2 separate regions of the Homo sapiens genome follow, and region 2 is linked to region 1. A link is a contact called in ENCODE Hi-C or POLR2A ChIA-PET data. All regions are on one chromosome and are shown on one strand. Each heading gives the region's core, a stretch centred on a gene start or an enhancer-like site at or near the end of the contact. The rest is flanking DNA. Distances are from core to core; before and after follow the strand shown.

Region 1 (3,726 bases), core at 753-3,252:
TGGCTGCAGTAAGGAAACGAGTCTGAAGGAGAGAACGCAACATGCAAAGCCTGGGAGACCACACTAAACATCTTGATCTTATCTCAAGGGCAACAAGCAGCCACTGTACGTTTTTAAGCAGCAGGGTGCTGGGAGTCAACTTTGGCTAAGACTTGTACAGGGCCAGTCTTTCAGCAAGTGCCCATGACTGAGAGCCAGCTCCCCTCAAGCACAATGCTAGATGCTGCTCTAAAGTTCACCAGCCCCTTCCTTTACCACTTAGCACCACCTCAAAGGTGTCTCCTCCTCCTCCTCCTAAACGGTCTGTCCTTTAAATCATTTATTTCTGGCTAGGCGCAGTGGCTCACGCCTGTAATCCCAGCACTTTGGGAGGCCGAGGCGGGTGGATCACGAGGTCAGGAGTTCGAGACCAGCCTGGCCAAGATAGTGAAGCCCTGTCTCTACTAAAAAATAAAAAAAATAGCATGGTGGCAGGTGCCTGTAATCCCAGCAACTCGGGAGGCTGAGGCAGGAAAATCGCTTGAACCCGGGAGGCGGAGGTTGCAGTAAGCCGAAATTGCGCCACTGTACTCCAGCCTGGGCGAGAGAGTGAGACTCCATCTCAAATCATTTATTTCTAAATCTTTGTACATCCGTGTGGTAAAAGCATTTTGTCCATGCAGTCTGAATAATCGCTTGCAAATTATATTCATTTACCACTGTGCTATTAGATACAATACAAAAGTCACAAAGTTGGGATTTTTATTTATTTATATTTTATTTTACTTTTTTGAGACGGAGTCGAGCTCTTGTCACCCACGCTGGAGTGCAATGGCGCGGTCTCCGCTCACTGCAACCTCCGCATCCCAGGTTCAAGCGATTCTCCTGCCTCAGCCTCTCGAGTACCTGGGATTACAGGCGCACGCCACCACGCCTGGCTAATTTTTGTATTTTTAGTAGAGTCAGGGTTTCACCATGTTGGTCAGGCTGGTCTCGAACTCCTGACCTCATGATCCGCCAGCCTCGGCCTCCCAAAGTGCTGGGATTACAGGCGTGAGCCACCGCGCCCGGCAAAACTGGGATTTAAAATGTGGAAAAGTTAACTCCAATTTGAACGTACATTACTTTATTACTACACAGGAATAGCTCATCTTCCACTTTAAAGACTACTGGAAATCACCAGAGCACTTATTTTCACCTCTCTATCTTCCCTCAATATACAGTTCACCTTTCTTGCTACAAGGTAAACTCCTTGGGCAAAACTGAGAGATTGGGTCACCTGTGCCTCCCTCCCTCCCTAACCTCCAGCATTCCTCCTTCCTCAGCTCTTAGTACCAAGCTGCGCCTGGTAACTTAAGTCAATTTCCGCTCTTAAGAGTCCCTTTAGGATCGTTTAAAGGTGAAGCCCAGCGGAAAGGATACAGGATACAGCAGTGAAACTCTCAGCTCCGAAAAGGCTTGAGCCTCTTACTAAACATGCAGGGATGCAAGAAACGGTGCTCGGGGATGAGACTAAGGACCGGCTGGGAATCTGGAAGGGTTCCAAGTTTGGGGTTTAGGCAAACTTCGGGTTCACGTTTCCACAAACGTCGAGTTTACGCGCCCCCGCCAGCAGACCTGAATTGAATACGGGCCACGGGGAAGCCTAAAGCAAGTGACTTACTTTAAGCCTCAGTTTCCCCATTTGTGAATTAGTTGCTCGGATCCCTGGAGGAGATACGCGTACGCGCAGTTCACGTTTCAGAAAAAAGGGAAGGCTAGGGACAAAGACGCCCATGTCTTATATTACCTCGAAAGATGACTCCAACTCGTCCACCAAAGTACTGCTGGAAGGTCTAGGAGCGCCTGGAGCTGCCTGAAGAAGCGAAGCTTGGCCCGGAAGGCCCGGCGGGGCCTGAGGGGGACCGGGTGGCTGCCCAGAAAACATACCCCCTAGTGGAGCCGCCATGTTTGGAATGGCGCAAGAGAGATCCACTGCGCCTGCGCGGAAGCCGGCTCAGAAGCTCACGTGGCTGGTGTAGTAGGCGTGGTCACGTGACAGGACCGAGCGATGGGAGGATTCTGGTGCACCCCGGAAGGAGGATTTTTAATTCTTCTGTTTTCTTGTCTATCGCAAAACAGAGTTTACATGTATTTTCCTTTTTTCTTAGCTTAAGAATTGAAGACTTTGGCCGGATTAGACCTGGTTGTGTGGAGAGGAGAATTAATAACTACAGTGGAGCGAGCCCTCCTGCGAGAGTCAGGATACTACTATGCTAGTCCCGACTCTGCCCCAAATGCCTGGAGAGACTTTGGCTAAGTCACTTTTTCTTTCCGCGGGCTGTTTACCGTTGGTAAAAGGAGAGGGTCACCCACTCACTCCACAAACATTTGTTGAGTCATTGGTTATAGCGGGAACAAGACAGGCAAAGTTCTTCCTGAATTCTGGTCGGAGATGGATAACGGAAACAACTTTGTTGAGGTTCCCAATGTGCCCGGCACTGATGTCTTTAAATATTTATGGTTACATCAAAGAGAAAGTCACTATGCTAATCTTTTTTTTTCTTTCTTTTCTTTTTTCTCAGGGTCTCGTTCTGTCGCCCTGGCCGGAGTGCAGTGTCATGATCAGGGCTCGACCTCCCGGGCTCAAACAATCCCCCTACTTCAGCCACCCAAGTAGCTAGGACCACAGGTGCGTGCAGTCGCGACGGGCTTTTTTTTTTTTTTTTTTTTTTTTTTTTAGTTGAGTCAGGTGTTTTACTGAGCTCAAGTGATTCTACCGCCGCGGCCTCCCAAAGTGTTGGGAATACAGTAATGAGCCAAGGCGCCAGGCTGCTAATTTTTTTTTTTTGAGACAGAGTCTCGCTTTGTCGCCCAGGCTGGAGTGCAGTGGCGCGATCTTGGCTCACTGCAAGCTCCGCCTCCCGGGTTCACGCCATTCTCCTGCCTCAGCATCCCGAGTAGCTGGGACTACAGGCGCCCGCCACCACGCCCAGCTAATTTTTTGTATATTTGGTAGAGATGGGGTTTCACCGTGTTAGCCAGGATGGTCTCGATCTCCTAACCTCGTGATCCGCCCGACTCGGCCTCCCAAAGTGCTGAGATTACAGGCGTGAGCCACCGCGCCCGGCACTAGGCTGCTAATCTTGTAGTAACCTGCTTTTAACATTTGCTTATCTCTCTCTTTTTTTTTGGTGACGGAGTCTCGCTCTGTCGCCCAGGCTGGAATGCAGTGGCGCGATCTCGGCTCACTGAAACCTCCGCCTCCTGGGTTCAAGCAATTCTCCTGCCTCAGCCTTCCGAGTAGCTGGGACTACAGGCGCCCGCCGCTCGGCTAGTTTTTCTGTATTTTAGTAGCGCCGGGGTTTCACCTTGTTGCCCAGGCTGGTCTCGAACTCCTGAGCTCAGACAATCCGCCCGCCTCGGTCTTCCAAAGTGCTAGGATTACAGGCGTGAGCCACCGTGCCCAACCTTCTTATTTATCTCTTTAAAACCAAATAACTTTTTTTCATTATATCTGATTTTACAGTTATTACCCAGCACACTTACTGAGCGCTCCACTTCCCAGGCACTATTTAATGATCTGGAGGTTATAGCAATCATCCCAAATCTCTGGAAGGAGACAGACAAGCACATAAATACATAGCAATATTGTGCAGAGAGAAGAGCTGGGAAGGAAAATGAAACCCAGTAAGGGGATGGCTAGTGAGAGGGGTGTTCTTTGAGATAGGTGATTGGAGGAGGCCTCTCCAAGGAGATCTGGACTGT
Region 2 (3,535 bases), core at 830-3,329, 7.5 Mb before region 1:
ATACTCATTTTAGAAAGTATGCTAAATTCTTGTTGTTTTGTGGTTTACCTTTCTGTTTAAAGTAGTTAAATGCTCTATGTCATTCAACAAATATTTATCAAACAGCTATTATGTATTTAGTGCTGTGCTTTGAACACAGATATTGGTATAGCCCTTGTGAACCAGGAGTTCACAGTCTAGTTGAGACAGAAAATTAACAATTGAAATGCAATTCAACAAATACCATAAATAGACTGATTTATATTAATAGCTGGATGCCATGGGAACATGCAGTAGAAACAGTGATGAGCTGGTACATGTTGAACAACTGACTTCTAGGGGAGTGGGTTGGAGTGTAAGGGCCTGATTAGCGGTGTTTACTGATTTCCATGGTGTAAATGCTCCCACCATGGCCAACGTGACATCATCAAAAGAGGAGTTGGAAGATGTGCAGTAGTATAACATTACATTGAATTTCCACCATATAGATAAAATGCATGTAAATAACCTGAAGAGCATAGATAATAGTAAAATGTAAAATAATTAGGAAGTGACAAATTTTGAGTATTTTTACTTTTGCTTGTAATATAATTTTTGAGTGGCTGTATTTGAAAACTAGCTCACAAAATTACTGAACATTTAACAATCAGCTCTTGCAAGTGGGTGTGACTCAGTGCAAATGGACAAACCACCAGGTGAAAGCAATGTCAGGAATTACTGTAGGCTCACATAAGATGAAGATTGTAAGGAAACTGGAGGCAGGGATCTCCAGCAGTGAACCTCTAAGTTGTTGAACTGTTACAGCACTGCCAGGTTCCTATGCCGGCTGTGCAGAAACAGACCAGTATTCCGACAGCAGGCTTGCAGCAGAGAAAGTTTTAATAATCACAAGTTACAAGCCAGGAAACAGGAAGAGTTCTCAAGCTTCAATCCATTTCATCAAGGGGTTCTAGGCAAAGTTTTTTAAGGGGATTTGTGGAGGGTGAGGGGCTGGAAAATTTGGGGTTATCGATTCGTTGGGGTAAGGGAGATGAAATCATTAGGATGTGACAATTGCATTCCTCCATGAATCAGCTTTTTATTGGGCCTTCCAGACAAGTTGGCGTCCTTAGTTTTGTTGGTATGCGGGACCTAAAGAAGCAATGCAAACAGAAAGCTTATCTTCTCATAATGTCTTAGATTTTATCTTCAGAGCAGAAAAAGAATGAAGAGTCTTGTGACAAGGGCCACATTCTCCTGGGGTAGTAAGTAGCAACCAGCTACAAGAAAGTCGGCCACACTGCAAGCTGGCTTAATAACAGCAGCTGTAAGCCTAGTTGGATTTTTTTCCCCTCCTTAATCAATTTTACAAAATGTTCTTGGGGATAGTTTCAGAATGGTCAAACTAATTCATTAATTCAATATCAACTTTTTTTTTAGGCCCTACTTTATTCTGGGCACTGTTTTAGGTGCCCGGGGGAAGGGGGCACCGCAGCAAAAACCGAGGTCCTGCCGTTAGGTTAGAGAGTTTACATTCATGGGTATGGGTGTGTGTGTGTGTGTGTATAAACAAACGTCTGGCATGTCACGTGGTGAGTAGTAAGTGCTATGGCTAAACAGTAGTGTCAAGGGGAAAATGAGTGGGGCACTGCTATTTCCTATGGGGTTGTGAGGCAGTAATAAGTGTGGAAATGTATCAAAGTAAAGATCGAAGGTTCTGGCATCTGACAGTTTGAATAAGGCGGAAGCACAGACCCTGCACAGATCTCAACCATCCAACAGGACTGAAACACAGAACTTGGAAAAACCCACGTACCTGCTTCTTACTCTGCTCGCCCGGTCTGCACAAGTGCAAAATCCTTTCCTGAAGTTTGTGTCAGGAACACCAGGGTTTAACTAGACGAATCAGCCGCAGCGGGGCGGGGCTAATTTCAGTCCTTCCTTTGCCAAAAGTCAGCGAAAAGCGCGGACTCCCTCGCGCATGCTCAAATACGCCAACTTCCTCCTGGAGCGCCATCTGAGAAGGTCTGCGCATGTGCACGAACGAGAAGTGTTTTTTTTGTTTTGTTTTGTTTTGTTTTGTTTTTTGTCCCAAGGCGCTGCCGTACCGTCCAGGCGGCGAGTTGCATTCTGGTTCCGTCGTGTGTCTGGCGTGTGGAGCTAGTGCTCCCGCTTATTCGCCACTGTCGCCACCGCTGTCATGAACCGCGAGAGCTTCGCGGCGGGAGAGCGGCTGGTGTCGCCGGCTTACGTGCGGCAGGGCTGTGAGGCCCGCCGCTCGCATGAGCACCTCATACGGCTGCTTCTGGAGAAGGTACCGAGCTGTCGGTCCCCTCCCCAGCCGCCGCGACCCCGGGGCTCTGGCTCCGCCGGGCGTCCCCGCTGGTGCTGCCTCACCGGCAGCTCTTCGCTGCTTGAGACTAGTCCCAAGTCTGTCTCAGCTTGGCTTGCCCTAGCTGACCGACTGCGGTCTGTGCCTTCTCAGCCTTGCCAAAGCCAGTGAAAGCCAAATGGTGTTGTTAGGAGGGGGTGTTGGGGTCGGGGTTTTGAGTCCCGCTGTTTCTAACTTCGGGATGCGGAAGTGAGGGAAAGTCCCAGTGTACTTTTTTATTCGCGGAAAGGGCAAAGTTCGCACCTCCATCTTTCACCAACCCTCAACGACTCAGAACACATAATGGTGTTTGTAGACTGTATGCTAACTCGAACCACGAGCTTTCCGCGGAACTTCACAGGTCTCCCTCCTGCCAGCGTTCATGTATTTTAATTTCATTAAAAGTTTTGTTGTGTTTTGTTTTTTTGAAACAGAGTCTCGCTCTTTCGCCCAGGCTGGAATGCAGTGTGACGATCTCGGCTCACTGCAGCCTCCGCCTCCCGGGTTCACGCCATTCGCCTGCCTCAGCCTCCCGAGTAGCTGGGACTACAGGCGCCCGCCACCACACCCGGTTAATGTTTGTATTTTTAGTAGAGATGGGGTTTCACCATGTTGGCCAGGCTGATCTCAAACTCCTGACTTCAAGTGATCGGCCATTCTTGGCCTTCCAAAGTGCTCGGATTACAGGCGTGAGTGAGCTACAGCGCGTGGCCAAAATTTCACTGAAGTTTGACAACTACCGCCCTTCTCCACGTCCCACCGCCCCAGTCGTAACGCCCTGGTTTGAAGCATCTTCACTGGGGATGTGTTGTATTGGTTTTCAGTTAGTTTCACTTACGGAAATTTAAATATCTCAGTAAACCTCATTGTATGCATTTATCATCACTTCTCGAAATCTGTAAATAATTGTAATCAAATGTACAAACGTTTTGCCTCTTTGCGGTCTCTATACAGTGGTGAATTTATGCTTGAATTTTAGAAAACAAGCAGCGTGGCAAAATACACGTTAAAAAGAAAAACTGTATTCCTGTAGTATTCTAGAGAACGGTAGTTTTATTAAATATAATCATAAGTTTTTTTTTTTTTTTAAGGGCAAGTGTCCAGAGAATGGCTGGGATGAAAGTACACTTGAACTCTTTTTACATGAACTTGCAATCATGGACAGCAACAATTTCTTAGGCAATTGTGGTGTGGGAGAAAGGGAAG

What was found. Hi-C counts contacts between places; a loop is a spot of excess contacts on that map. ChIA-PET counts read pairs that join two places held with the same protein, here RNA polymerase II (POLR2A). Pooled maps may share reads with other maps.
Region 2: a loop to region 1 is called in a pooled map, with 7 times the contacts of the local background. The contact joins the promoter of SEPSECS here to the promoter of MED28-DT in region 1. A Hi-C loop is called at or near these places in 2 of 50 pooled maps. POLR2A ChIA-PET finds 5 or more read pairs at or near these places in 2 of 52 experiments (HepG2 and T-cell).

Annotation. Positions count from the first base shown.
Region 1 is chr4:17,612,856-17,616,581 of GRCh38, reverse strand. It overlaps MED28-DT (MED28 divergent transcript), which reads left to right and starts at 2,002. Exons shown (of 3, transcript NR_186331.1): 1 at 2,002-2,440; 2 at 2,544-2,650. It overlaps MED28 (mediator complex subunit 28), which reads right to left and starts at 1,941. Exons shown (of 4, transcript NM_025205.5): 1 at 1,769-1,941. The coding sequence starts at 1,927. RefSeq lists enhancers at 1,792-1,901, 2,002-2,291, 1,397-2,596.
Region 2 is chr4:25,158,993-25,162,527 of GRCh38, reverse strand. It overlaps SEPSECS (Sep (O-phosphoserine) tRNA:Sec (selenocysteine) tRNA synthase), which reads left to right and starts at 2,079. Exons shown (of 11, transcript NM_016955.4): 1 at 2,079-2,272; 2 at 3,421-3,535. The coding sequence starts at 2,159. It overlaps SEPSECS-DT (SEPSECS divergent transcript), which reads right to left and starts at 1,856. Exons shown (of 2, transcript NR_037934.1): 1 at 1,775-1,856. RefSeq lists an enhancer at 1,816-2,115 and a silencer at 2,226-2,395.